Regions from separate parts of the Homo sapiens genome. Here region 1 is linked to region 2. Evidence: chromatin loops called from intact Hi-C (ENCODE). Cell type or tissue: Caco-2. All regions are shown on one strand. Links, peaks and the distances in the headings refer to the core of each region. The heading gives the core; the rest is flanking DNA.

Evidence for each region. Hi-C counts contacts between places; a loop is a spot of excess contacts. Peaks named below come from ENCODE experiments on the same cell type or tissue, not always from the same donor. Only the 100,000 strongest peaks of a DNase experiment are listed, where the experiment ranks them.
Region 1: it touches region 2 in a loop (2.4-fold over the local background); 1 of 110 quality-filtered maps calls a loop at or near these places.

The regions. Positions count from the first base shown.
Region 1 is chr14:31,150,354-31,166,118 of GRCh38, reverse strand. It overlaps HECTD1 (HECT domain E3 ubiquitin protein ligase 1), which reads left to right. Exons shown (of 43, transcript NM_015382.4): 11 at 8,816-8,954; 12 at 9,109-9,279. Among named protein-coding and RNA genes, the nearest start is that of HECTD1, 50 kb to the left of the region's middle. RefSeq lists a silencer at 22-316. In Caco-2, for the core only: no CTCF peak of the experiment used is centred there; no DNase peak of the experiment used is centred there.
Region 2 is chr14:31,272,109-31,287,873 of GRCh38, reverse strand. It overlaps the pseudogene NARS1P1. Among named protein-coding and RNA genes, the nearest start is that of HECTD1, 72 kb to the right of the region's middle. In Caco-2, for the core only: no CTCF peak of the experiment used is centred there; a DNase peak (open chromatin) is centred at 7,303.

The sequences.
Region 1 (15,765 bases), core at 1,887-5,886, 120 kb after region 2:
ATCCCAGCACTTTGGGAGGCCGAGGCAGGTGGATCACTTGAGGCCAGGAGTTTGAGACCAGCCTGGCTAACGTGGCGAAACCCTGTCTCTATGAAAAATAAAAAAATTAGCTGGGTATGGTAGCACTTGGCTGTAGTCCCAGCTACTCGGGAGGGTGAGTCAGGAGAATTGCTTGAACCCATGAGGCGGAGGTTGCAGTGAGCCAAGATTGCGCCACTGCATTCCAGCCTAGGCAACAGAGCAAGACTCCATCTAAAAAAAAAAAGGTTTCACTCTCTGAAATACTGGTTTTTGGGGGGTTTTGTTTGTTTTATTGTCTTGTCTCTTTAAAGTAAGCACCACGAGAGCTGGTCTTATGTACTGCTATATTCCTACAAAGGCAAGGAGATACAGAATAGGGCCTGATCCTTAGGTCCTCAGTAGATATTTACTGAATGATTGAATGAGTGTGTTTTGTTAGCAGTTGCAAGTATTTCAATATTAATGGAGTACAGGATACATTTGGAAAGCTCCGAGAATAATGTTAAGAAAGTAGAGAGGAGCTTTTTATAACCTATGATGGCTTTTGTAGGCCATGTGAAAGAGCGTGGACTCTACCTCACATTTAAGAAGGATTATTAAAGACCTGTAAGGAAAATTTGACACATCTGGATTTCTGTTGATCAAGATCACTTTGACACCCTGGCAGAGAGAAGAACTGGAGGAAGGAGAGAATAGAAACAGACAAGTGTTGATTGAGATAGGAACTTCAGGGCAACTGGATTAGTGAGAACAAATTTAAGAGTTTGGCAGATGGGTTGTATAGGGATTGGTGACCAGTTAGATGGTGGATTGAAGGAAGAAAGGGTGAAAGATGACTGCAGGTTTTTGGCTGAGTAGGAATCTGATTTTGGTCGTTTTCAGTTCAGGAGGTCTGTAGAGCAGGCAGTTTTATAAGATTCAAGTACCTCAAATACCAGTATTATGAGCTGACATTAAAATACAAGCAGTCTGCTTTAAATAGGAGAGAACTGGCCGCAAAATAATTCACTGTGAACATTTAATAGCTTGGTTTTTAATTCTTCCCCAAATAGCTACAGAGGTGTAGGTGTTAGTGGGGTCACTTTTTTTTTTTTTTTTAATTACACAAGACTTGAATCATCTTAAATGAGCAAGTTCAGTTTTGAACAAGATAATTTGGTCTGAAAATTTTAGAGGACCATCTGTTATGCCAGTGCAAGAATCATTCTGGAGTATAAGTGCTTCATGATAAGGCCATCAGAAAATTATAAAGTATGCTACCATGTAACAGAGTTCCCTTATTGGATGGTTATTTTCTTTTATCATTTTAAATGTTTGGAGATATTAGTGTTAGAAAATTTGATGCTAAATTTTCCCAGGTAGTTATTAGCAGACACATTTAATTGTAGCTAGGAAAATAATATATGTCTTAGTTTAAGAACTCATACTCTGGAATCAACTCATTGCACTTTCCTATATGTTTGGCCATGGGCAAAGCACATAACCTCTTAATCAATTGGCTCGTCTCCAAGGTGAGGATAGTTATACTTAATCCTCTTTAGGAGTGAGAATAAAAATTAAATATGTGTGTAGCATAGTGTCTACAATGTTAGAGGTATTTGAAAAGTGATAGTTTATTTTTTGGAATTATTTAGCATTATTAAAAACAAGGGGGAGCACACGGTGGCACGTTTCTGGTCCCAGCTACTTGGGAAGCTGAGGTAGTAGGATCGCTTGAGACCAGCTTAGGCAACATAATGTGACCCTGTCTCGAAAAAACAAGGTGGATTGGTTACAACCTGATATTTTACCAGTTTTTTTGAAGTTTTATCAGATAAGTAAACATAACACTGATTCAGACAGTTAAGAGTGTCCATGTATATTGACATTAGCTATTACCTGTGTAGGCCTGTGCACAGTATCTGTTCAGGAAATAAAAGGCAGACAGCAGATCAGTGAAGGCTTCAAAACAGAGATTGGTAGTATCAGTGGTGGAGTAGTTTGTAAAAGCCTGGTTATTTTCTCTGTAAGATAATTAGACTGAGTACTTCTCCACTTTGTTTTAGAAGAAAGCTACATAGAATTTTGAACAGGTCTGATAAGTAAACATCTTAGGAGTTAGTATAAATAACTGGACAAAGATTGAGTCTCCTTTGCAGCAAACTAGATCTTTATGAGGACCTTTTGAAAAAAAAATTTTTTTTTTGAGACAGAGTCTTGCTCTGTCACCCAGGCTGCAGTGAAGTGGCGTGATCTTGGCTTACTGCAGCCTCCGCCTCCTGGGTTCAAGTGATTATCCTGCCTCAGCCTCCCAGGGGTTTACAGGGATTACAGGCACGCACCACCATGCCCGGCTAATTTTTGTAGTTTTAGTAGAGACGGGGTTTTGCCATGTTGGCCAGCCTGGCCTTAAACTCCTGACCTCAAGTGATCCGCCTGCCTCTGCCTCCTAAAGTGCTGGGATTACAGGAGTGAGCCACTGCGCCTGGCCCTTTAAAAATTAAAAAAAAAGGTTTTAGCTACAGGGTCTCACTGTCGCACAGGCTGGAGTATAGTGGAGTGCTCATAGCTTACGGCAACTTCAAACTCCTGGGCTCAAGGGATTTTCCCAACTCAGCCTCCCAACCACTTGCGACCACAGTTGTGCACCACCACGCCCAGCTAATTCTTTGGGGGAGGAAAGGGGCTCACTCTGTCACCTAGGCTAGAGTGCAGTGGCACAATCTTGGCTCACTGCAGGCTCTGCCTCCCAGGCTCAAGTGATCCTCTCACCTTAGTCTCCCAAGTAGCTGAGACTACAGATGCATGCCACCATGCCTGGCTAAACACCTGGCTAATTAAAATAGTTTTTTTTTTTTTGTAGAGATGAAGTCTTGCTGTGTTGCCCAGACTGGTCTCAAACTCCTGGGCTCAAGCGATCTTCCGACGTCAGCCTCCCAAAGTGTTGGGTTTACAGGCGTGAGCCACCGTGTGTGGTCTGGTTTTCTTTTCTTGCTTTCCGTGTGTGTGTGTGCGCATGTGTGCGTGTGTGTGTGTGTGCGTGTGTGTGTGTGTGTGTCAGGATCTTACCCTGCTGCTCAGGCTGGAGTGCAGTGGCGTGATCTCAGCTCACTGCAGCCTCAGCCTCCTGGGCTCAAGCAGTTCTCTAGCCTCCCAAGTTGCTGATACTACAGGCGAGCACCACCACACCTGACTAATTTTTTTATTTTTTTGTGTGTAAACAAGGTCTTACTATGTTGCCCAGACTGGTCTTGAACTCTTAAGCTCTAGTGATCCTCCCAAAGTGCTAGGTTTACAGGTGTGAGCCACTGCGACTGGCCCAATTTTTTTTTTAAAACAATTTGAGAGAAAAAAGTAGACTTGGTGGGATATAGTGGGAAATTGTTCTTGGGTGAAAACATTAAATAATCTAAAGACATAAATTCTTCTAAAATTAATTTGTAGGTTATGCAGTTCTAAAGGAAATAACTACAGAATTTGTTTTAGAACTTGACAGATCCCAAAGTTCATCTGGAAGAATAAATAGGTGAGATTATTAAAGAAAAATCTGAAATGTTAGTGTAACCCTTTAGCAATGAAATTTTTATGATAACTAGCAGAGTAGTGTGTAAATCAATGGAATAAAATAGTCCCCCCAATAGAGCCAGTTATATATAGGTATTGAATGTATTATAATGGATGTTTCTCAGATCATTCAGGGGAGGGGGTACTATTTATTAAGTGGTACTGGAGTATCTGCTTTGTAGTTTGATTTTAAAAATCACCCTAATCTTTTATCTTATATTTTAAATCTAAACAAATTCTAAGACTTAAAAACTAAAATATTAGGAAAACAAAAAGATAAGATACTTTTTTTCCCTATCCTCCAAAACTTTTTTTTTTTTTTTTGAGACAGTCTTGCTCTGTCACTCAGGTTGGAGTGCAGTAGCATGATCTTGGCTCACTGCAAACCTCTGACTCCCAGGTTCAAGCGATTCTCGTGCCTCAGCCTCCCGAGGAGCTGGGATTAAGGACATGCACCACCATGCCCAGCTAATTTTTGTATTTTGTTAGTAGAGACAGGGTTTCACCATATTGGCCAGGCTGGTCTTGAACTCCTGGCCTCATGTGATCCACCCTTCTCAGCCTCCCAAAGTGTTGGAATTACAGGTGTGAGCCCCTCCAGAACCTCTGAGCAAAAGAAAATATACTTGAATGTTTATCAGACCTTGATAGGAAGAATGGCTTTTTCTTTTTCTTTTTTTTTTTGAGACAGAGTCCTGCTCTGTTGCACAGGCTGGAGTGAAGTGGCGCCATCTCAGCTCCTGAGTAGCTGGGATTACAGGCACACACCACCATGCCCGGCTAATTTTTTTGTGTTTTTAGTAAAAATGGGGTTTTGCCATGTTGGCTGGGCTGGTCTCGAACTCCTCATCTCGGGTGATCTGCCTGCCTTGGCCTCCCAAAGTGCTGGGATTACAGGCGTGATCCACCACACCCAGCCTGGCTTTTTGTTTTTCTTTTTCCTTTCTTTCTTTCTTTTTTTTCTTTTTTTTTTTCTTTTTTTTTGAGACGGGGTGTTGCTGTGTCACCCAGACTGGAGTGCATAGTATGATCACAGCTCACTGCAACCTTGAATTCCATGGCACAGTGTATCCTCTTGCCTCAGCCTCTTGAGTAGCTAGAACTGCAGGCACACACCACCAGGTCCAGCTAATTTTTATTTTTAGAGATAGTTTTGCTTTGCTGCCCAAGGCTGGTCTTGAACTCCCGGGCTTAAGCAGTTCCCCTGCCTTGACCTCCCAAACTGCGGGATTACAGGCGTGAGCCACTATGCCTGGCTTACTTTAGAAACCTATTTGCATTAGCCAAATGTGTCCTTTTAAATTTATTTTATGTAAAAAACATAAAACTACTACATAACAGAAACAATATTACCTGCAGCCACAAATGTCTCAGAATAGAAACTTTTAATCTAAAAAAATTTGCCAGCAGGTGGGTATTTGTTAGCAAATATGACAAAGGGATACTGTCTTTATTATATACAAAGGGTATTTACAAATTGATCGTAAAAATTTCAGAGCCATTTGAGTAAATTAGTCAATGAAATTAAGGCACAGTGTTCAAGAGGAAACACGGCAAAAAATTAATATGGAAAAATGTATTTCCTAGCTGGGTGTGTTAGCTCATGCATGTAATCCCAGCACTTTGGGAGGCTGAGGTGGGAGGATTGCTTGAGTCCAGGAGTTTGAGACCAGCCTGGGCAACTAGTGAAACCCTGTCTCTACAAAACACACAAAAATTAGCTGAGTATGGTGGCGCATACCTGTAGTCCTGGCTACTCGAGAGGCTGAGGTGGGAGGATTGTTTGAGCCTGGGCGGTCGAGGCTGCAGTGAGCTGAGATTGTGCTGCTGCACTCCAGTCTAGATGACAAAGTGAGATGCTGTCTCAAAAAAAAAAAGTATTTCCTTACTAGTAAAAAGCAAAACATTTTAGAAATAAGTAAAATTTGGTATCATTTTTACCTATTAGACAGTTAAGAAACTTAAAAAATGAGAATTTTTTTTAAGTAAAAAGGAATATTGTAGATATTCATATTTAGTGATAATTTAAGGTGTTAACAACCTTTTTTGAATCAGTTTGCCAATATGAATGCAGTACTCATACACATTCAATACTTAATGAAAGTGTTTAGGCTGTTAGATCCAAGAATCCCTCTGTACTGAAGGAATATGAAGAAACTGTTTACACAAAAATAAATAGTGCTATTTTTAATAGAAAAGACTGTAAACTAAATGTTCAAAATTTATATAATAGTGTTAAACAGGAAAATTTTATGTTGTGAGTATTATGTATCATCTAATTAAGAGATAGAATTTGAATACAGGCTCTGTAATTTATTAGCTTGGTGATCTTAGTAGACTGACTTAACTATCGCTCAGTATCTTCACTTGTAAATTTGAGATAATAAAACCCACCTCATAGGTTTTGTTGTGTGGGTTAAATGAATTATGTTTTTAAAGTACATAAAAAGGTTACTGCTCATGATGGCTCAGTATACGAGAGAGAGATAGATAAATAACATATAAACATTCTAATACATTGTTAATTGAAATAAGTCATGATATAAAACTAATAGTTAAATTCTGGTATTTACAGTGGAATATAAATAAAAACTGGGGCCAGTAATAAAAACCGGCGCCAGGCACAGTGACTCATGGCTGTAATCCCAGCACTTCGGGAGGCCGAGTAGGGTGGATCTCCTGAGCACAGGATTTCGAGACCAGCCTGGGCAACGTGGTAAAACCCTGTCTCTACAAAAAATAGAAAAATTAGCTGGGCACGGTGGCAGGAGCCTGTAGTCCGAGCTATTTGGGAGGCTGAGGCACGAGAATCACTTGAACCTGGGAGTCGGAGGTTGCAGTGAGTCAAAATCCTGCCACGCACTCCAGCCTGGGGGACAGAGCAAGACCCTGTCTCAAAAAAAAAAAAAAAATTATGGCCAGGTGCGGTGGCTCACGCCTGTAATCCCAGCGCTTTGGAGGCTGAGGCAGGCAGATCACCTGAGGTCAGGAGTTCAAGATCAGCCTGGCCAACATGATGAAACTCCGTCTCTACTAAAACTACAAAAATTAGCTGGGTGTGGTGGTGCACACCTGTAATCACAACTACTCTGGAGACTGAGACAGGAGAATCACTTGAACCCAGGAGGTGGAGGTTGCAGTGAGCCGAGATCACACCACTGCACTCCAGCCTGGGTGACAGAGCGAGTCTCTGTCCCAAAAAAAATAAATAAATTAAATTAAATTAAAAACAACAAAACAAAAACTGGAAAGAACCAATCCTGTTAGAACAGTTTGTCCTCTGTCCACCTATCATTTTCTGTACTGTACTTGAATTTGTAATAAAGCATATTCCTTCATTAAAGAAATATAATGTTATAACTTCAGCTAGAGAGAGTTATAAAATATGTAGAGACCCTATGCTGTAGAAATACAGCTGTGTCACATGCCTCTCTAGGACATCAGTTGAAAATTTTGCCTCTTTATCCTTCTATCATTCACCTCAAGGGTAATGATATCTGCAGCTTAGTGCCTAGAACATTGTTAGATACTTAGAAAATATTTGTTAAATGAATTGATTATTGGCTCTTACATAATAGACAAGCCTTTTTTTTGTTTGTTTGTTTTTGTTTAAGACAGAGTCTGGCTCTGTCGTCCAGGCTGGAGTGCAGTGGCACGATCTTGGCCTGCTGCAACCTCTGCCTCTAGGGTTCAAGCAATTCTTCTGTCTCAGCCTCCTGAGTAGCTGGGACTACAGATGCCCACCACCATGCCCGGCTAATTTTTGTATTTTTAGTAGAGACGGGGTTTCACCATATTGGTCAGGCTGGTCTCGAACTCCTGACCTCAGGTGATCCACCTGCCTCAGCCTCCCAAAGTGCTGGGATTACAGGTGTGAACCACCTCACCCAGCCAAGCCTCATCTTATTAGTAGTTTATTATCATTTAAATGTATGTGAATATGTGTTTTTTATTTTAAAAGATCAGGTTACATGTTATAAAGTTGAGGTTAATTTGGCCGGGCGTGGTGGCTCACGCCTGTAATCCCAGCACTCTGGGAGGCAGAGGCAGGCGGATCACGAGGTCAGGAGATCAAGACCATCTTGGCTAACACAGTGAAACCCCATCTTTACTAAAAATACAAAAAATACAAAAAGCTGAGCGTGGCGGTGTGCGCCTGTAGTCCCAGCTACTCGGGAGGCTGAGGCAGGAGAATGGCGTGAACCCGGGAGGCGGAGGTTGCAGTGAGCCGAGATTGTGCCACTACACTCCAGCCGAGACAACAGAGCGAGACTCTGTCTCCAAAAAAAAAAAAAAAAAAAAAAAATTGAGGTTAATTTATGTGACTTTATTGAGTGTCTGCTACGGTCTAAGCAAAGCAGTAAGTGAATAAAAGGGAAAGGAGGCATACTAATTTGTTAATGATGGGAATATTTTGGGGGCATGGGATTATTAGGATCTCTTATTTTCATTTATATGAGTCCATAGTTGCAGTGAACGTGGATTTTAAATTTGATGAAGGACAAATTAAATCAAAATTTTGTTTTTCATATAAATTACCTAGTATCTTAAGTTCTTAGAGCATTGTATTTTGGATTATAGGAAATTTTAGGTATAATTTGTATCATTTCTTTTCTTTTTTTAATTTTATTTTGTGTTTTGAGATGGAGTCTCCTTCAGTCTCCCAGGATGGAGTACAGTGGCACCATCTCCTAGGTTCAAGTGATTATTCCGCCTCAGGCTCCTGAGTAGCTGAGATTACAGGTGCCTGCCACCACGTCTAGCTAGTTTTTGTATTTTTAGTAGAGACGGGGTTTCTCCATGTTGGCCAAGCTAGTCTTGAACTCCTGACCTCAAGCGATCCGCCTCCCTCAGCCTCCCAAAATGCAGGGATTACACGCGTGAGCCGCTGCACTGGGCCCCATTTATTTTCTTAGTAGTTGTAGTACTTTTTACTTGATTTTCTAAAATTATCATGACATGTTAACATTCATGCTAGTAAAGTGTAGAATATAGAATAGAAAAGTGCATTTAAGAAAATTATAAGTCATTTTTGGTGAGCTCAATATATTTATAATAGAAAATAAATGGAATTATTTCAAAAATGAACATATAGTGCTGAGTCCCAATTTTTTGTATTTTTTTATTAAGTGTATTTTTTTAGCAGAGTGTATAAAATGTAACATTGGATATTTTACTGTTCATTAATGCATGCATTTTGATTTATTTTAACTTCATTTGGCTTCATATAATTCTATTTTTACTTTTCAAGGAAAGCAAGTCTTGCTCTAATTCGAAAAATGATTCATTTTTGCTCTGAAGCACTGTTAAAAGAAGTTTGTGATTCTGATGTTGGTCACAATTTGCCTACAATACTAGTGGAAATCACTGCAACTGTCCTGGATCAAGAGGTCCGTTTCTTTTTCAAAACTCTTTAGCATTAATTTCCTTTAGCTAGTAGTCTGAAATAAAATTTTTGTTTTAATTTCAGTAAATCATGTTGTGCAAATTACTGCATTTCTCTACTCCTGGCAACTAAACTTATTTTTATTTTTTATTTTTCAGGATGATGATGATGGCCACTTGCTGGCTTTGCAGATCATAAGGGATTTAGTAGATAAAGGTGGTGATATATTTTTGGATCAGCTAGCCAGACTTGGTGTAATTAGCAAAGTGTCAACGTTGGCAGGTCCTTCCTCTGATGATGAGAATGAAGAGGAATCAAAACCAGAAAAAGTGAGTGGTCTTAATTATAGAGGTATCAGGAAGAGTTTTTTTTTTTTTTTTGAGGAAAATCTAGTTTCAATTTTTGATGGTTTTTGACAGGATAATGACAATATGAAATAATTCTGTATATTTTTTAAATTGGTCAATTTTCTTTTAAAACATTTTGATCAACAATTTTAAACATATAGAAATGTTGCAAATATAGTTAAAGAATATCAGAATACTCTCTATCCAAATTCACTAGTTATTAACATTTTGCCCCATTTCCTTTAACATTTTTTCAGACACATGTATCTGTTTGTGTGTGTGTGTGTGTGTGTGTGTGTGTGTGTACTTTTTTTTTGAGATGGAGTTTCGCTCTTGTTGTCCAGGCTGGAGTGCAATGTTGTGATCTCAGCTCACTGCAACCTTCACCTCCCTGGCTAATTTTGTATTTTTAGTAGAGACGGGGTTTCTCCATGTTGGTCAGGCTGGTCTCAAACTCCTGACCTCAGGTAATCTGCCTGCCCTGACCTCCCAAAGGCTGAGGTTGCAGTGAGCCGAGATCGCACCACCGCATTCCAGCCTGGGCGACAGAGTGAGACTCCAGCTTTTTTTTTTTTGAGACAGAGTCTCGCTCTGTCACCCAGGCTGGAGTGCAGTGGCGCGATCTCGGCTCACTGCCAGCTCCGCCTCCTGGGTTCACGCCATTCTCCTGCCTCAGCCTCCCCAGTAGCTGGGACTGCAGACGCCTGCCACCATGCCTGGCTAATTTTTTGTACTTTTAATAGAGACAGGGTTTCACCATGCTAGCCAGGATGGTCTCGATCTCCTGACCTCGTGATCCGCCCGCCTCTGCCTCCCAGAGTGCTGGGATTACAGGCGTGAGCCACCGCACCCGGCCTGAGACTCCATCTTAAAAAAAAAAAAATTGATGGTAAGGTGAATACAGAGTTTTACCTTTTAACCTAAATATTTCACCAGAAAAAAGCCAGGACATAGTTGTAGTATAATTATCAAAATCGTACTAATCAGAAAATTTAATATTTATGTAACACTAATATATTCTCTGGAGACATATTTAGATTTTGCCATTGTCTTTAATGTCCTTCATAGTAATTTTTTTTTCTGGTCCACAATGAAATCCAGGAGCACACATTACATTGCTTATCATATTCCTGAGAACCTGCGATAGTTTGTCCTGAGAACCTACAGCAGTCTGTCAGCCTTCCTTTTATTTTCATAGCTTTGGTGTTTATGAAGAGAATAGAACAGTTAATTTGAACAAAGAGCCTAACTTTGTGTCATGTTTCTTTGTGATTAAATTCAGCTTATGTGTTTTAGCAAAAGTCCTATAGAGGTGATACTATGCTCTTCTAGGTGCATAATGTTCCTTCTTGGAGGCACATTTGTGTCTGTTTACCCTGTTGGTTATGATAACTTGGATCACTTGCTTAAGTTTTTCTCTTCCAGGTTTCTCTACTGTAAAGTTGTAAAGTTGCTCTTTTCCTTTTTTTTTTTTTTTGAGACGGTATCTTGCTCTGTTGCTGAGGCTGGAGTGCAATGGCATGATCTCGGCTCACCGCCCCCTCCACCTTCTGGGTTAAAGCGACTCTCATGCCTCAGCCTCCGGCGTAGCTGGGATTACAGGCACGTACCACCACGCCCAGCTAATTTTTGAATTTTTAGTAGAGACAGGGTTTCATCATATTGGCCAGGCCAGTCTCGAACTTCTGACCTAGGTGATCCACCCACCTCGGCCTCCCAAACTGTCGGTATTACAGGCGTGAGTCACTGCTCCTGGCCTCTTTTTCCTTTTGTAATAAGTAATTTGTAGGGACATAATTCCAGACTGTGTAAATATGCTGTTCCTCAGTAAATTTAACCCACCAATTTCTGTATTCATTGGTAACTCTTGCCTTAGACTGCAAATTTAAATATACCTTTTCTGTGTCTAGTGGTTCCCAGCAAGATTTATTTCTAATATTTAGTGAATGCTTACTGTGTGTTAATAACAGGGTAGTAATATTTTTGAAAAAAATGGTGGTATATGAGTTAATAATTGTAGAATCCCGAGGGTGGTGAAAGAGAGAGTGTGTATGTGTTACCCAAATCTGTTTAATCGTCAGAATTACTGGGGGATTTAAGGAAAAACAAAACAAAAATATTATCCGAGTTTATTTTCTGGAACTCTCTCTCTCAAGAAATAGGTTACAGCAATCCCAACCAAGATCCCAGCAGTCTTTTTGTAGAAATTGACAAGGAGATTCTAGGCTGAGTGCAGTGGCTCATGCCTGTAATCCCAGCACTTTGGGAGGCCGAGGCAGGGAGATCACCTGAGATCAGAAGTTCGAAACCAGCCTGGCCAACATTGTGAAACCCCATCTCTACAAAAAATACAAAAATGAGCCAGGCATGGTAGCACTTGGCTGTCGTCCCAGCTACTCCGGAGGCTGAGGCAGGAGAATCACTTGAACCTGGGAGGCGGAGGTTGCAGTGAGCTGAGATCGCGCCACTGTACTCCAGCCTGGGCGACAGAGCAAGACTCCATCTCAAAAAAAGAAAAAAAAAATTAGCTGGGCGTGGTGGCACACACCTGTAATCCCAGCTACTTGGGAGGGTGAGACAGGAGAATTGCTTGAACCTGGGAGGCAGAGGTTGCAGTGAGCCGAGATCGGATCGTGCCATTGCACTCCAGTCTGGTTGACAGAACAGAACTCCATCTCAAAAAAAAAAAAAACAAGGAGAGTCTAACATTTGTATATAAATGTAATAGCCAAAGCAACCTGGAAAAGGAGCAGCGTAGAAGGATATACATCAATTTCAACTCTTTTATAAAACTTTGGTAATCAAGAAAGTGTGACAATAGTGTAAAGATAGATGAATGACCCACTACACATATGGCCAATTGATTTTCAACAAAAGTGCTAAGACCACCAAGAAAGGATGATCTTTTCAAAAAATGAACAAGCCAATAGCATATGCAAAATAATTAAACCTCAACCCTTACCACATATATATATATTTGTATCATTTCTTTTTTTGTTTTGTTTTTTGAGATTGAGTCTCCCTTAGTCTCAACCCTTACTACCCATGTATATATATAGCATTATATATATACATTATATATATACATGGTTAGGGTCCCATATACAAAAATTAACAAAATGAACCATAGACTAAAATGTATACACTAAAATTATGACACTTCTAGAGGAAAAGAGAAAATCTTAGTGACCTTGGACTTGGGAAAGATTTTGTAAATTAAACTTCAAAAGGTTATACTGTAAAAGAACAAATAATTGGTAAGTTGTACTTCATCATTACACACTTACGCTCTTCAAAATACGTTGAAATGGTCGGCTGGGCATGATGCCTCATGCCTGTAATCCCAGCACTTTGGGGAGGCTCAGGTAGGAGAATTACTTGAGCCCAGGAGTTCGAGACCAGTCTGGGCAACATGGTGAGGTGAGACCCAGTCTCTATTTTTTTTTTTTTTTGAGATGGAGTCTCGCTCTGTCGTGATCTCAGCTCACTGCTAGCTCTGCCTCCCGGATTCAAGCCATTCTCCTACCTCAGCCTCCCGAGTAGCTGGGACTACAGGCGCCCGCCACAATGCCCGGCTAATTTTTTGTATTTTTAGCAGAGACAGGGTTTTACCGTGTTAGCCAGGATGGTCTCGATCTCCTGACCTCGTGATCCGCCCGCCTTGGCCTCCCAAAGTGCTGGGATTACAGGCATGAGCCACCACGCCTGGCCGACCCATCTCTATTTTTATTAAAAAAAAAAAAAAAAAGAAAAAAAAGAAAAGGCAAGCCAGATAATTCTCTCAGATTTTATGTATCTGAAAATTATTTGGCCTTCTTTCTAATTTTTTCTTTTTTGAGACAGGGTCTCGCTTTGTCACCCAGGCTAGAGTGCAGTGGCGTGATCTCGGCTCACTGCAACCTCTGCCTCCCGGGTTCAAGCAATTCTCCTGCCTCAGCCTCCCAAGTAGCTGGAATTACAGGTGCACACCACCATGCTCAGCTAAGTTTTGTATTTTTAGTAGAGACAAGGTTTTACCATGTTGGCCAGGGTGGTCTCGAACTCGTGACCTCAAAGTGATCCACCGCACCTGGCCTCTTTATTTTTTTATTGTTTAATTAAAAAAATATTTATTTTATTTTTGTAGAGATGCGGGTCTCACAATGTTGCCAAGGCTAGGTTGGTTTTTGGCCTCAAGTTATCCTCCTGCCTTGGCCTTCCAAAGTGCTGAGATTACAGGTGTGAGCCACTGTGCTTCTTTGTCTAGTAAGTTTTGATTTGCTACTGGATATTGTAAATGTGATGATGTTGGGCTCTGGGCTTTGTGGTCTTTTGTAAAGAATATTGGGTTTTGGCCAGGTACCTTGGCTCATGCCTGTAACTCCAGCACTTTGGGAGGCCGAGGCGGACAGGTCGCTTGAGCCCACGAATTCGAGCCTAGCCTAGGTAACATGGCAAAACTCTGTCTCTACAAAGAGTACAAAATTGTCATTGCATGGTGGCAGAATAGCTTTTACTCTAGGGAACTTCACCCCTATGATCCCAAATTTGTGATTTCTTTGAATTCACTGAATATCCTGGTGATCTATGAGGATTTTCTACTCTGGCTGTTTGGAATGCAAATGTCTGGCTACTTGTATGATCTCTTATAACTTTCCAGTTGTTCTTTGCCCAATCTTATGCAGTATCACCCCGTATATAAGTGTAGTACTCAGTGGAAACTACTTTGCAGATTTCTGGAGAGGCTTTTTCTCTTTAGTTCCGTAATAGTGAACTCAGCCTCCACATATTCCAGTTGCCTCAAACTTTTCAAACTCTGATCTCTATTTTCTTAACTTGTACTGCTAGGATCTGTGTTCCCCTTCCACATGAGCTTAGCCAGAAAATGGTCTCTGGTTCTAAGAGACTCGCTTTGTTTGCTTTCATTTTCTTGGGGATCATAGTCCTGCATTGACTGTTCTTTAGTGTTTGAAAACACATTTTTCGTATATCTTGTCTATATTTTAGTTGTTTATGATGGACGTATTTAGATAATTTAATATCTTTTTTTATGTGAATATTTTCCATTTTTAAATGTGTCCAAAAAAAGTTTTAGGAACACAGGCTGAGCTACAAAATGTTTATACATTTTTTTTAAAAAAAAAAACATGCTGAGTCAGGCGCGGTGGCTCATGCCTGTAATCCCAGCACTTTGAGATGGAGGAGGGCAGATCGTGAGGTCAGAAGATAGAGACCATCCTGGCTAACACAGTGAAACACCATCTCTACTAAAAATACAAAAAATTAGTCCGGCGTAGTGGCGGGCCCCTGTAGTCCCAGCTACTTGGGAGGCTGAGGCAGGAGAATGGCGTGAACCCGGGAGGTGGAGCTTGCAGTAAGTGGAGATTGTGCCACTGCACTCCAGCCTGGGTGACAGAGCGAGACTCTGTCTCAAAAAAAAAAAAAAAAAAAAGCTCTAACTAAAATACTTGTATGATCATGGGAATGAGTATATTTGATTCACTTGGCTAAGGGTGGGGTCTTGGAATGAATGAATGAATTTTATTTACTTATAATAGATAATATATATTATATATAAATTATAAATATATATATTTATAGAGAGACACTGTCTCTATTATCTTTATAGAGGTTGTAGATAATGTCTCTATTATTATAGAGTGAGACCCTGTCTCTATTATCTATATAGAGATTATAGATAGTGTCTTTATTATCTAGATAGATAGATAGATAGATAGATATAGATAATAGAGACAGAGTCCCGATCTGTTACCCAGGCTGGAGTTCTGTGGCACAGTCCTTCACTATAACCTCAAATTCCAGGGCCCAGGCAGTCTTCGTGCTTCAACTTCTCCAGTAGCTAGGACTACAGGTGCGCACTACCACCCTCAGCTAATTTTTAATTTTTTTTTTTGTGGAGACAGACTCGCTACGTTGCCCAGGCTGATCTTGAACTCATGGCCTAAGCACTCCTCCTGCCTTGGCCTCCCAAAGTGTTGGGGTTATAGGCATGAGCCATCACTGTCAGCCAAAATTTATCTTTAAAAAGCTTCTTTGGTGATTCTGTTACACACTTCACTTTGGATACCATTGAGCCTCTCTAAATCATCATTGTTTACAAATAGGCCCAGAGATGTAATGAGTTCACCAAGGTTTTAGGTTATTATGTTGTTGTGTGTAGTGCTCTAATCCATTAGTCTTTACCCCACTACACCTGGACATGATATAATATAGGTCATTATTTACATGAATTTCTTAATATTTTTAACACTTATTTGTAAGATTTAGTTATAGGTAATTAATTAGTCAGAATTGAGAGCCAGGTGCCGTGGCTTGGACCTGTAATCCCAGCTACTTGGGAGGTTGAGGTGGAAGGATTGCCTGAGGCCAGGAGTTAGAGGCTGCAGTAAGCTATGATGACACTATTGCACACCAGCCTGGATGACAGAGTTGAGACCATGTTTCTAAAAGGGGGGAAAAAGATTAAGC
Region 2 (15,765 bases), core at 4,899-8,898:
GGCCCTCAAAGGTCAGAAAAGGGCACCCAGCTTCCACATGAGTGTATTCAGCCAAGTGCCTTCAAATTCTGGATGCTCTGCCCTGTATGACTGTGCAATACAAAAAAACATCTAGGGCTGGAATGCATGTCTCCTGGTACAACTAAGAGAACTAAGTCAAAAATGTCTCTTCATGGGCTGGGCACAGTGGCTCACTCCTGTAATCCCAGCACTTTGGGAGGCCAAGGCAGGTGGATTGCTTGAGCCCAGGAGTTTGAGATTGGTAACAACAGGAGGTAGAGAAACTCTAGGCAGACAACAGCAGGTCCCTGATGAAGCCCCACCCTCGTGGAAAAGCCATGGCCCAAAGTGAGAACTTCTATCCCTGTTTTCCCACTCAAATGTTGCCTTTTCCTAAACCATCCATGGTCCACCCCCCATCCTGTGCCTATAAATACCCCAGACTCAGCCGGCAGAGAGGAGAAGCAGCTGGACATAGGAGACTACAGCTGGACATCGGAGAGAAGTGGCTTAACTTCAGAGTAACAGCTTGGTGACATAACTTTGAAGAAGAATCTGGCCAAAGACAGCTGGACTTCAGGGGAAGATTACCTACCCCCATCCCCTTTAATCTCCCCTTCCCACTGAGAGCCACTTCATCAGCAATAAAATCCCCCACACTTACCATCCTTCAATTTGTTTGTGCGACCTCATTTTTCCTGGATGCTGGACAAGAGCTTGGGAACCACAGGCGCGGAAACAAAAGGGCCCACGGACCTGTTAACACCTGAGCTGTCCATGGACAGCAGAGCTAAAAGAGCACTGTAACATGCCCTCTGGGGCTTCAAGGGTTGTGGGCACCACCTCCCCAGTCATGCTATGGGGCCTCAAAAGTGCTCACCCCAGCTCCTGCACATGCTCACCTGTGCACTCCCTCCCACATGGGGAGGAATGCAGCAGGTCCAAGTGAGTGGAGTTTGCCCCTGCTGGCACCAAAGTGAACAGCAGGTTCCAGCACTCGTGCACTCCGGTTCCCACCTTGTTCACTCACATGCTCCCTCCCATGAGGAGTCGAGAGCTATAGGCTGAGTAAATGAGGCACCCCTGTTGCCAATCCCACGAAGAGGTCAGGGAAATATCCCGCTTCAAGACCAGCCTGGAAAACATGGCAAAACCCCATCACTACTAAAAACACAAAAATGAGCCAGGTGTAGTGGCACATGTCTGTAATCCCCATTACTTGGGAGTCTGAGGCACAAGAATCGCTTGAACCTGGGAGGCTGATATCACGCCACTGCACTACAGCCTGGGTGACAAAGCAAGACACTCTCTCTCTCAAAAAAAAAAAAAAAAAGAAGCCTCTTCCCCCAAATAGTCGTTTGAAGAGTGTAACACCAGTCTGGGTAACATAGTGAGACCTGGTCTCTACTGAAAAAAGAAAATCTGCTAGGCATGGTGGTACATGCCCATAGTCCAAGCTACTTAGGAAGCTGAGGTGGGAGAATGACTTGAACCTGGGAGATGGAGGCTGCAGTGAGTAATGATTGCACCAGTGCATGCCAGCCTGGGTGACAGAGTGAGACCCTGTCTCAAAAATAAAACAAATAAAAAAAGTGTAGCACCACCTTCTGCTGGTATTTGCACTATTTTTGGAGGAGTAACGTCACAGTACCCCCATCAAAGAAGTGATCTCTAAAGCACCTGGTGGCCATGGATCGTGCTTTTCAGAGTTTGAACATGTTTTCTCCGAAGATCATCATGTGTCTGTTGATCTGGATGTCAACAGCAACCAAGAGTCTTGTAACATTAATTTTAAGAGAAGAATTATCTTTTTTGCAGCATCCTAAAGAATTCCCTTTATCTTTATTATAAGATTTTTCATTACGAGGGAAAAAATTCAGCCCTCAAACTACTGAACTATTAAAAAACCCACTAAACTATGATAATGTTAATGCAAAATTGAAAATATTTGAAATAACTGTATATTCTTGAAAAAAAGTACAATACTAAAATGTTGTCATTTTGGCCGGGCATGGTGGCTTACGCCTGTAATGCCAGCATTTTGGGAGGCCGAGGCAGGCCAATCACTTGAGGCCAGGAGTTCGAGACCAGCCTGGCCAACATGGTGAAACCTTGTTTCTACTAAAAAAATAAAAATTAGCCATGTGTGGTGGCCCACACCTGTAATCCCAGCTACTCGGGAGGCTGAGGCAGGTGAATTGCTTGAACCCAGGAGGTGGAAGTTGCAATGAGCTAAGATTGCACCACTGCACTCCAGCCTAGGCAACAGAGTGAGACTCGGTCTCAAAAAAAAAAAAAAAAAAAAACTTGTCGGTTCTGGTAGTTTAATGATTGCCTTGCATTCTGTCATTTCTGGTGGTTTAATGATTTTGTGTATGTATCTTTCCAGAGCCCATTACTATTTATAACTATAAAATCAAGGTAATTATATATATTGCATCTTCTCCATCAATTGAATATACTTTCCTCTTTACAAATAATTTGTTAGCTCTTTTTTTTCTTTTTTTTTGAGACAGAATCTCACGCTGTCATCCAGGCTAGAGTGCAGTGGTATAATCTTGGCTCACTGCAACCTCAGCCTCCTGGGTTCAAGCAATTCTCCTGCCTCAGCCTTCCAAGTAGCTGGGTTACAGGTGCCCATCACCACGCCCAGCTAATTTTTGTATTTTTAGTAGAGACGGGGTTTCACCATGTTGGCCAGGCTGGTCTCGAACTGCTGACCTCAAGTGATCCACCCGCCTAGGCCTCCGAAAGTGCTGGGATCACAGGCATGAGCCACCACACCCAGCCTAATTTGTTAACTCTTGCAAGACCTCAATTATTCAGGAGAAATTATCTCTGTTTGCTAGAAATATAGTTATCTAACGGCTGGCTGGCTGGCAGTGATCAATTAATGAATTATACCCATGTTGGCCTATCTGTTTACCAGCCTATTTAATTGATGTCTGGGCTAGTTAGCTTTGAGGAAATTTTGTATTGTGATATAGAACTGGAACATATCCAGTATAGACCACAAATACAATCCAGGTTGCATAAATTGAAAAGTGTAGCTTCCTTTAATTGTTTTTCTCTTTTGTTAGGACTCCTGCGCTATCAACTGGGGCATTATAAAATTATAATTCCACAGTCTACTTGAGGAAAATTCCTGTGTCCACATATCATCCTTTAAGTAGAGAGTGTATTTCAAAAAATTAACATTTTTAAAATGATTCTTACTATTCCAAGTATTCTGTATTTTTTGAGATAGTAAGAAGTCATAGGCTGGGCACGGTGGCTCACGCCTGTAATCCCAACACTTCGGGAGGCCGAGGTGGGTGGATTACTTGAGGCCAAGAGTTTAAGACCAGCCTGGCCAACATGGTGAAACTCTGTCTCTACAAAAAAATACAAAAATTAACCTGACGAGGTGGTGCATGCCTGTAGTCCCAGCTACTCAGGAGGCTGAGGCAGGAGCATCACTTGAACCTGGGAGGTGGAGGTTGCAGTGAGCTGAGATCGCGCCACTGGGAGACAGAGCAAGACTGTGTCAAAAAAATGAAAACATAAAAATGAAAAAAGAGGTCATTGCTGCCAATGAAAAAGTGCTGTTGACAATGTTTTTGCTTAATTGGATCAAAATTTAATCTTTTTCCTGGAAAAATACCTACAGGCCAAAAAACTTTATAAGCAGAAAAACAGACACAAGACACAGAAACACACACACATGTCAGAAATAGCAGACTGCTTTATAAAATATTCCAAGAAAGAACAAAACAAATGAGATTTTTTAACAGCAAAGTATGCCGGTGACACAGCAAAAGCAGCTTTGCTAGTGCTATTATTGGAGGAAGTACAAGTGGCCCCAGAAAGAAAACGTGCATGTGCAACCAAAACTGATGGCCTCGGCTGAACAATGAACTCTATAAGTCCCACTGTTTTCTCTGTTAATTACTGCTTTCTTGGGAAAGTTTTGGGCCTTCTGTTTTATATTCAAATGCTGGAGGAGTGCTCACCACTCTCTGAATTGCCAGGGTAACTGGGCTTCCCACATCCTTTCCCTCTCTAGTGGTGTCAAGTACTAGAAACACATCATCTAGATCTTTGTTTAAACACAAAAGCTCCTTAAAAATAGATTTTCTAAATTATGGAAATGCTTTTGTTTCAGTGGTCAACAGATCAATTGTGAGTCAACATCAGATGAGAAGTGGTTCCTATTCTCCACTTCCTATTCTGCAGTCAGCTGTAGTTATCATCATTTGCTACAGTTTTCATTGCAGATGCTTTCTCTTTTCAATAATAGTGTGATCATTGTGATTCTCAATGATGTATAAAAAATTTGTAGAATTTTCTACAATGAATATGTTCCCTTAGTTGATAGATTTATATTCTTAACAGTACTGGGACTTCCAGAAATCACCCTAGATCCTGTCTCTAGGAAAGCACATGCCTAAACCATTTAGAACAATTCTTTTTTTTTTTTAGACAGGATCTCACTCTGTTGCCCAGGCTGGAGTGCAGTGGCATGATGATGGCTCACTGCAGACTTGACCTCCCTAGGCTCAAGTGATCCTCTCACCTCAGCCTCCTGAGTAGCTGGGACTACAGGCGTGCATCACCATGTCTAGCTAATTTTTTGTAGAGATGGGCACATATCACCCTTTAAGCAGACAGCATATTTCAAAAAAACATTTTAAAAATGATTCTTACTATTTCAAGAATTCTGTATTTTTTGAGCAAATAAGAAGCCATAGGCTGGGCATGGTGGCTCATGCCTGTAATGCCAGCACTTTGGAAGGCTGAGGCGGGTGGATTGCTTGAGACCAGGAGTTGAGACCACCCTGGCCAACATGGCAAAACACTGTCTCTACTAAAAGTATAAAAATTAGCCAGGCATGGTGGCTAATGTTCACCGTGTTACCCAGGCTGGTCTCAAACTCCTGGGCTCAAGCCATCTGCAGGCCTCGGCCTCCCAAAGTGCTAGGATTACAGGTGTAAGCCACCTCGCCCAGCCCATTCTATTCTAAAAGATTGGAAGTTTTCATTGTTTTTTCTTGATAACCTATTTAGCGTATCTCATTGTGTGAATAATGGAGTAGTTATGAATTCTTTTTTTTTTTTTTTGAGACGGAGTCTCACTCTGTTGCCCAGGCTGGAGTGCAGTGGCACGATCTCAGCTCACTGCAACCTCCGCCTCCTGGGTTGAAGTGATACTCCTGCCTCAGCCTCCCGAGTACCTGGGATTACAGGCATGCACCACCACACCCAGCTAATTTTTGTATTTTTAGTAGAGATGGCGTTTCACCATGTTGGCCAGGCTGGTCTCAAACTCCTGACCTCAGGTGATTCGCCCGCCTCGGCCTCCCAAAGTGCTGGGATTACAGGTGTGAGACGCCGCGTCCAATCAAAGCAATTTCTTTTGAGGTATGATAGGGCATGTGACGACTTCAGGAACGGCTGGATTTTTTGGGGGGGGCGGGGGACTGAGTCTCGCTTTGTTGCCCAGGCTGGAGTGCAGTGGCACCATCTCGGCTCACTGCAACCTCCACCTCCCAGGTTCAAGTGATTCTCCTGCCTCAGCCTCCTGAGTAGCTGGGACTACAGGCGTGCACTACCATGCCCATCTAATTTTGTATTTTGTATTTTTAGAGAGGGGTTTCACCATGTTGGCAGGCTGATCTCAAACTCCTGACCTGAAGTGATTAGCCACCTCCACCTCCCAAAGTGCTAGGCATGAGCCACCATGCCTGGCCCATAATCATCTTTTCTATAAGCATTTAAAAGTGTCTGTTTTAGTTTCCTAGGACTGCTGTAACAAACTACCATAAATCCAATGGCTTTATGCAATCAAAATTTTGTTTTCTCCCCATTCTGGAGGCCAGAAGTCTGAAATCAAGGCCTAGGCTCACTTCAAAGGCCCTAGGGAAGAATTCTTTCTTGCCTCTTCTAGCTTCTAGTGTTCCAGGTATTCCCTGGCTTCTAGCGCCATAACTCCAAGTCTCTGCCTCCATCTTCACAAGGTTTCCTCCATCTGTCTCTCTTCTATGTGTCTCTCATAAGGACAATTTTAATTGGATTTAGGGCCCACCAGAATAATTCAGGATGGGCCCTAAATAATCTCCTCTCTAGTTCCTTAATTATTATACCTACAAAAGCCTACTTTTCCAAATTAAATCACATTCACAGGTTCTGGAACACGGACATACCTCCTTAGGGGCCGTCATTCTACCCACTACAGTGCCCCAAATTCCTGAATTCCAGACTCAGCATTGCAATGAATACAGCAGTAGCTCTTATTCATCAAATACATTATTTATTTTCACTTGCTCAAGCAGATTTCAACCAAGCTACTTATCAAGAAGTCAGTTACATGCTGAGACAACTGGAAAGGCACATGCAAAAAAAATGAAATTGGACCTTTACCTCACACATATACTAAAGTTACACGAAAATGAATCAAAGACCTAAATATAAGCTAAAACTGTAAACCTCTTAGAAGAAAATATAGACGTAAATTTCCGTGACTTGGATTTGGTAATGGTTTCTTAGATATAACACATAAAGCACAAGTGACCAGAGAAAAAGGAGATAAATTGGACTTCAAAATTAAAAACTTTTGTACTTCAAAAGACACCATCAAGAAAGTGAAAAGGCAACACACAGAATGAGAGGGAGAACTTGGCAAATCACATATCTAATAAAAGTCTAATATCCAGAATATATCAAGAACTCTTAAAACTCAACACTGAAGGCCGGGGGTGGTGACTCATGCCTGTAATCCCAGAACTCCAAGAGGCTGAGGCGGGAGGATCACTTGAGCTCCAAGAATTCAACACCAGCCTCGGCAACATGGTGAGACCCTGCCTCTATTTTAAAGAAAATAAAAGAAAAGAAAACTCAATACTGAAAAGACAATCCAATTTAAAAATGGGTAAAGGATTTAAATAGACATTTCTTCAAGGAATATAATAGATGCTCAATAAGCAAATGAAAAGATGCTCAACATCATTAATCATTAGGGAAATGCAAAACCACAATGAGATGCCACTTCACATCCACCAGGATGGCTGTGTGAACACCAGTATCTGAGACAGGCCTCGGTTAATTTAGAAAGTTTATTTTGCCAAGGTTGAGGATACACACTGGTGACACAACCTCAGGAGGTCCTGACAACATGTGCCCAAGGTGGTCAGAGCACAGTTTGGTTTTATACATTTTAGGGAGACATGAGACATCAATCAACATATGTAAGATAAATATTGGTTCAGAAAGGCGGGATAACTCAAAGTGTGGAGGGGGATTCCAGGTCATAGGTAGATAAGAGACAAATGTTTGCATTCTTTTGAGTTACCTGATTAGCCTCTCCAAAGGAGGCATTTATCTGATTAGCCTCTCCTTTGGAGAGGCTATCTCAGTGAACAGAGGGGTGAGTTTGAATAGAATGCGAGGCAGGTTTGCCCTAAACAGTCACCAGCTTGACTTTTCACTTTAGCTTAGTGATTTTGGGGCCCCAAGATTTAGTTTCCTTTCACATTTCCGCCTTCTCTTTTAAAAAAATCTTTTGGAGAAAGCATTTTAGAAGAAAATGAGTCTCTGGTTTCAGGCTTCATCTGATTCCTAGACAGGTAGGTCCAGAGATATTAGGAAAGCTCATTTTTAGCAGGTTGTGAAGTTTCCTGTCCTATGAAGAGAAAGTAAGAGGAGGAAGGGAGGAAAACAACAAGAAACAAAAGAAGAATCCTGGAAAATCAATATAAGCCACATTACTCTGAAGTTCATACATCAGTAGCAGGTATGAAAGTGGCTGATATATGTAAATAGGTTGCTGTTATTTTCTTCTGAAGTTTAAGTTGTCTAGCTTCAGTTCACAGGGCTTTAAGAAAGCACAGCTTAATTTTTGGTGACTCCAAATTAGGAAAAATGGGGGAAAAAAGAATGAAAAAAATTGAAAACATTATTTTGAAGACTTCTAGCCAAAAAAAAAAAAAAAAATCAGTCCAAACTGTAGAAAATAATAAAAATTGAAAAACATTAGGCAAGACTAGAATCTAACAACAGGTGAACTATAGTTTTTGAAACATAAATTTTCTCTCTCCAGTTTCCCATTTTTGCTAAAGACAAATCATAGTGGGACTGATTTGCTTTATTATACTTGGCCTGATTATTTGTATACAGTGCAGCAAGAATATTTTTTTTTTTGAGATGGAATTTCACTCTTGTTGCCCAGGCTAGAGTGCAATGATGCAAACTTGGCTCACCACAACCTCTGCCTCCCAGATTCAAGCAGTTCTCCTGCCTCACCCTCCTGAGCAGCTGGGATTACAGGCATGCACCACCACACCTGGCTAATTTTGTATTTTTAGTAGAGACAGGGTTTCTCCATGTTGGTCAGGCTGGTCTCGAGCTCCCGACCTCAAGTGATCCACCCACCTTGGCCTCCCAAAGTGCTAGGATTACAGGCGTGAGCCACCACGCCCAGCCATAATTTTTTTACATAGTCTTTTAAATTGGCTTCGATGGAACATTGTTTCACTGGTCAGGAACCCGGTACATGGACTGTGTAGACAAAGGTATGAGGCCACTTTTCCCAAGGGGTTTTTATTGGCTCTATTAGTCGTTTGATTCCTTAAAGGAAAGTACACCATTTCAGTCAAAGCCTTGATAAAATAACCAGTTTCTCCAATTGTGTCCTACTACAAATGAACACAGATTCTTATTGAACTTATGCAAATAACCATATTGCCAAAAGTTAAGAATACTCACAAATAGTTCCCAAATTCTGGAGAAATCAGGTAGAAAGAAACAAATATGCTCCAAATTTTGTTCATAGGAGTATACTTCCTTGTTAAAAGTTGACAATAGCTCAAAAGAAATGTTTCCTTGACTCTGAAAAAACAAAACAAAGGATCAGAAATGTTTTAATCAAAGTGTCAAAAAGACTACTTCAGTCCTCTATCAGTTCAGTCCATGCAGTTAATTCCTGGTCTACTTCATTTTCATGAATATTTCAGCTCTCCATGAGTCCTGAAAGTTTTCCCTCAATTCTGATGTCACAGTCTCCAAAGTTATCAGAAACCTGCATTCAAGAGCACCTTTTAGGCTGGGTACAGTGGCTCATGCCTGTAATCTCAGCACTTTGGGGAGGCCGAGGTGGGTGGATCACCTGAGGTCAGGAGTTTGAGAACAGCCCAGCCAACATGGTGAAACCCTGTCTCTACTAAAAATATAAAAATTAGCCAGGTGTGGTGGTGGGCACCTGTAATCCCAGCTACTCAGGAGGCTGAGGCAGGAGAATTGTTTGAACCCGGGAGGTGGAGGTTGCAGTGAGCCAAGATTGTGCCATTGCACTCCAGCCTGTCTCAAAAAAAAAAAAAAAAAAAAGAGCACCTGTTAGCACTTGTTAGAGTTTTATTGATTATAAAGCCACCTTATAAAGAGGACCAAACCAAGAAAACAATTGTCTGTGGATGACAAAAAGTTTTAGGGCAGCCATAGTAAAAAACACAACTGACAAGGAAATTTTTTGCCTCTGTGGCAGACAATAATTTAACATAATGATTACAATTATCACTGATAATGTATACTAAGTCATATCAGAATTATAGGAGTTTCCCATAATTTTGGAACACATACCAATAACATATTTATACAAATACAGCCCAAAGAAAACCAAACACCATTTCATATTTGACAGTGCTTCCTGTATAATTTTTATACCAAATAAGACAAATTATGTCATTTTTGGACTTTAGGGAACCTAATATCTTAAAGGATTAATTAGGTCAGAAAAAGACATAACACACACACACACATATATATGTGTGTGTGTGTGTATATATATATATATATATATATATATATATATTTTTTTTTTTTTTTTTTTTTTTTTTTTGAGACAAAGTCTCCCTCTGTCACCCAGGCTGGAGTGCAGTGGTGCGATCGTGGCTCACTGCCACCTCTGGCTCCTGGGTTCAAGCAATTCTTCTGCCTCAGCCTCCCAAGTAGCTGGGACTACAGGCATGTGCCAACACACCCAGTTAATTTTTGTATTTTTAGTAAAGATGGGGTTTCACTATGTTGGCCAGGCTGGTCCCAAACTCTTGACCTCAGGTGATTCACTGCCTTGGCCTCCCAAAGTGCTGGGATTACAGGCATAAGCCATCGCACCTGGCCAATACATAATTTATAATTTGATTCTGGGTTGTCAAATATCAAAGGTTTAAAACACTTGGTATCACACTCATTGTAAAATAACTCATTCATTTGACCAAAGTGATAACTCGGGGATTAAAAAAAAAAGTGAAAACCTTCATTCATTGAGGAGACTTAATTTTTATAAACAATCTATAAAATTTTAATCTTGACCATAAGATATAACTTCCATAAGCCTTTTATAAACATTGTAACCTTTATTAAGGAGTCACTTAATGCTTCAAGAAACCTTGTTGATCTGACACAGGGGCCCATATGCTGGTCTTGCATCAGTGTGCCTTTCACATTATTGATTAACTTATAGAGAAACTGAACTTATTTTATTCCTGAAAATTGGCCCTTACAGTGTCACACACCCACCTCTTCCACAATAGTCCCTGGGCCTTGTGGAGTTGAATAGCTTTAAATTCTGACCCTGTGTCACAGGAAATGCAGTTTATTTTGATTGGCATCTTCCAGCAGGCCTGAAGATGAGCCTTTAATTGCTGTCAGAGTTTAGGATTTCTCAGGACTTGGTGTCCTTTTTAGACCTAGGAGTCAAAGCCTTGTAACTCACTGTCACAAGGACTTTAAAAGCACATACGAGGGCTGGGTGTGGTGGCCCACACCTGTAATCCCAGCACTTTTGGAGGCTGAAGCAGGCGGATTGCCTGAGGTCAGGAGGCAAGCGGATTGCCTGAGGTCAGGAGTTCAAGACCAGCCTGGTCAACATGGTGAAGCCCCGTCTCTACTAAAAATACAAAAATTAGCTGGGCATGGTGACGTGCGCCTGTAGTCCCAGCTACTCAGTAGGCTGAGGCAGGAGAATCGCTTGAACCCAGGAGGCGGATGTTGCAGTGAGCTGAGATCGTGCCATTGAACTCCACCTTGGGCTATAAGAACAAAATTCTGTCGAAAGAAAAGAAAGAAAGAAAGAAAGAAAGAAGGAAGGAAGGAAGGAAGGAAGGAAGGAAGGAAGGAAGGAAAGGAAGGAAGGAAGGAAGGAAGGAAGGAAGAAAGAAAGAAAGAAAGAAAGAAAGAAAAAGAAAGAAAGAAAAAACATTGTTATCATCAGGCCACAACAGCAAACACAACTCAAGGAAATAAACTTATATGAGCTGGAAATGAGTTGAAGGAGAGTGTTACTATTTTGCGCCCTTTAAAAGGGTTAAAAGGGGACAGAAAATGAAAATGGTGAGATCCAATAAAGGTGAACGTTGAGTTAAAAAAAATTAAAATCTCTTGGCCGGGCACAGTGGCTCATGCCTGTAATCCCAACGCTTTGGGAGACCAAAGTGGGCAGATCATAAGATCAGGAGATCGAGACCATCCTGGCTAACACAGCGAAACCTCGTCTCTACTAAAAATACAAAAAATTAGCTGGGTGTAGTGGTGGGTGCCTGTAGTCCCAGCTACTCCGGAGGCTGAGGCAGAAGAATGGCATGAACCCGGCAGGCGGAGCTTGCAGTGAGCCGAGATCGTGCCACTGCACTCCAGCCTCAGTGACAGTGTGAGACTCTGTCTCAAAAAAGTAAATAAAAATAAAAATAAAAAATAAATTAAAATCTCTCATAATTTATTAAGAGTAAATCAATCCCTTAAGAAAATTTCATTGTTGTAACCAATTATATAGTGTATAAGATTTTTTATACATCAAGCCCAGTCTCTGAAAAGACCATTATAATTTCACTTTAATTATAGACAACTTGATCATATAAAAGTTTTTTTTAATAAATCTTCTTATTGTGACTTACATAGACTGTTCATGACATGCTTTGACTTTCTGGTTTGTCCTGAACATCCTTCTTTCTTAAACAGTCATTTTATTCTAGGACTAAATTTGCCACACAAGATTCTTTCTCATATGAAATTATTTTTCTTTATGTTTTCTTACCAAAAAAAACTAAAAAACCTCTTTATTTTTATAACTTTTTTTTTTCCTTTTTTTTCAAGATGGAGTCTCATTCTGTCATCCAGGTTGGAGTGCAGTGGCACAATCTCAACACACTACAACCTCCACCTCCTGGGTTCAAGTGATTTTCCTGCCTCAGCCTCCGAAGTATTTGGGATTACAGTCGTCCACCACCACACCTGGCTAATTTTCATATTTTTAGTAGAGATGGGGTTTCACCATGTTGGCCAGGCTGGTCTGAAACTCTTGACCTCAGGTGACCCGTCTGCCTCGGCCTCCCAAAGTTCTGGTTCTGGTATTACAGTTGTGAGCCACCATGCCTGGCTTATTTTTATAACTTTATTTACATCTCTCTTATTTCATGATTCTTTTTAGCTTGGCTTTTTTTTTTTTTTTTTTTTTGAGATGGAGTTTTGCTCTTGTTGCCCAGGCTGGAGTGAAATGGCATGATCTTGGCTCACCACAACCTCCACCTCCCAGGTTCAAGCAATTCTCCTGCCCCAGCCTCCCGAGTAGCTGGGATTACAGGCATGCACCATCACGCCCAGCTAATTTTGTATTTTTAATAGAGACAGAGTTTCTCCATGTTAGTCAGGTTGGTCTTGAACTCCCGACCTCAGGTGATCTGCCCACCTCAGCCTCCCAAAGTTCTGGGATCACAGGCGTGAGCCACCATGCCCAACCCCTTTTTACCTTGCTTTATATATAACCTTTAAATAAGCTTTGAATCAGACAAAACTTTTTCACCTTTTTAAAAGGACACACATTTTTTCAGAAAGAATGTTTTTCTACAATATAATTTTATTGGAAAATACCCAAATAATAAAATACCTATTATTTATTATTATTATTTTGAGACAGAGTCTCCCTCTGTCACCCAGGCTGGAGTGCAGTGGTGCAATCTCAGCTCACTGCCACCGCTGCCTCCCAGGTTCAAACAATTCTCCTGTCTCAGCCTCCCAAGTAGCTGGGACTACAGGCACCCACCATCATGCCTGGCTAATTTTTTTTTATTATTATTTTTAGTACAGACAAGATTTCACTATGTTGGCCAAGCAGGTCTTGAACCCCTGACCGCCCACCTCAGCCTCCCAAAGTGCTGGGATTACAGGCATGAGCCACCATGCCCAGCCATATTATTTAATTTAATATAACTTTAGATTCTAAGTTATGACAAGTTTGTCTACAACTATCCCATTGTATTTACCTAATTATTTTATTTTCATTATTTACCTAGATTACTTATGAAAACTGTGATAGTCATCATTTAAAGTTATGGAACCATAACTATGGAACTGCAAAATTATAACTGAGACAGTGAAAAAGATCTGACCTAATTGACTTCATCTTGCTTCTAACCTCCAAGCTGTCCTTGTTCATTCCTGGGTATAGGCCAAACTAACTTTGGGAGGAACCTAGTTTATAGTTTAGCTTTGAAACGACATTAACAGTCCTTTCCCAAACAGATTTTAGAGCTCTTTTTCCTTAATGTAAATATGCACAAAGACCATATTAGTTCTATTTTACATAAACTCTGGCAAGTAGAGGTGCCATAAAACCTATGGATTACTTGAAAGGGGGCCATTCTCCTTGTTTTCTCCTCATTCTTAGATGATTTGTTTCCTACTTATTTTCCTAAAAGGAGGAACTGAGCTGTAGCCTAAGGTTTTTGAGTGGTAGATTGATGTGTACTGCTTGTGGGCAGGACTCCACAGTGTGTCACCACTGAGTCATTTCCACCCTCTTATGTATCTCAGTTTCTCTCTCCAGAGTTCTATGACCTCTGAGAGAGCTCAAAACACTGGGTGATCAGCCCTCATATGCATTTCCTGGACAAGCTTTTTCTTTTTCTTTTTTTTTTTTTTTTTTTTTGAGGCAGAGTCTTGCTCTGTCACCCATGCTGGAGTGCAGTGGCATGATCTCAGCTCACTGCAACCTCCACCTCCCACATTCAAGTGATTCTCCTGCCTCAGCCTCCTGAGTAGCTGGGATTACAGGTACCTGCCACCACACCCAGCTAACTTTTGTATTTTTAGTAGAGACAGGGTTTCACCATGTTGGCCAGGTTGGTCTCAAACTCCTGACCTCAGGTGATCCGCCCTCCTTGGCCTCCCAAAGCGCTGGGATTACAGGTGTGAGCCACCACACCCGGCTGCCTTTTTCAAAATTAATTTTTGTTGGGGATTTCCCTGTAGGGCTGCTACACATCATCTGGGGGGTCAATCACCCAGACACTCCCATGAGCCCCCCGGTCACCCAGGGGCACCATTTGTCTGGGAGGAGCAAAATGCCTTTCTCTTTCAAACTGAGAAAACTCAGTTTCTCATTTACCTATGAAAACAACAGTTCAGTTCCTCATGCAATTGTTCACAGACAAGCCAAATCGAAATTAGTTTTGGGATAGAGAAGATCCTTTAGAATGCATCTCCAAACTAGAATTAGGATCCTTAAACAACGACTTCCTAGGAGGAAAAAAAAAAAAAACAGCCAGGCACAGTGGCTCACGCCTGTAATCCCATCACTTTGGGAGGCTGAGGTGGGAGGATCACCTGAGGTCAGGAGTTCAAGACCAGCCTGACCAACATGGAGAAACCCTGTCTCTACTAAAAATACAAAATTAGCCAGGCATGGTGGCACATGTCTGTAATCCCAGCTTCTCAGGAGACTGAGGCAGGAAAATTGCTTGAATCCAGGAGGCAGAGGTTGCAGTGAGCTGAGATCACGCCATTGTATTCCAGCCTGGGCAACAAGAGCGAAACTCTGTGTCAAAAAACAACAACAACAACAGCGAAGACCACTTCCTGTAAACTGTGCTCAGCCACCCTTACCTTTCTAGCTCTCATCTGCCATTTCACATGCCAGGGTCAAATCCTCTCACAGTACAAGGTCATCTCTGGTTACCTGCAAAGCCAAAGAGGTCAGCTCATGTAATACAGGAAAACAGAGCTTTAGACCTAAGAAGAATCTGCCCAGGACTCTTGAAACACCACAAGGAAAACAGAACACCCCAAAAGGGATGAGTGATGACTTTGTTCTGAATTCTTTAAAGGGGTTCAAGTTATTAGAAGCCTTCTCTAGATTTTCTGATACTACAGGTGGCAAAGAGGGAAGGAGGTACAGGGCGGAAGAAAAGTAAATGAAAGAACATTTCATTTTTTAAGGAGGAAGCAAACACAGAAACCAAACACATGGGTTGTTTTTTTTTCCTCTTTTGTAGCTGCAAGGAATTTTAGCCAAATTAGAGAGGCTTTGGAAGTCCCTCTTGGATTTGAGGAAGTCAGGTAGACTTGGTCACTGAGTGCTCTAATGGTAAGGAGAAATTAAGACCAGCTGGTTGTTAAACTTTAGCCAAGACAATTCAGCTACTTACCTAGGGATGAGTCTCAGGCTGAAGACTGCTCTCTACCATCCTTGAAGCAGGAAACACTTGAACTCGTCTTCCCTGCTGGGAGCGAGCTCAAACTCCATAAAGGAGCCTGCCTTCCAACATCAGCAAGAAATCTTGCATTCCTTGTTGGAAGCAAGTAAAACAAAAAAAAAAAAAAAAAAAAGGTGTTGGGGGGAGTTGTACAGCAAAATAAACTTTAGATCTCAACCAAATTTTGGGAGATCAGGGGTCCTCTGGAGGGTGTGCTCCCAAACCTCAGCAATTTGTCCTGTTGGTTTAAGCCATAAGGTTAGGTCAT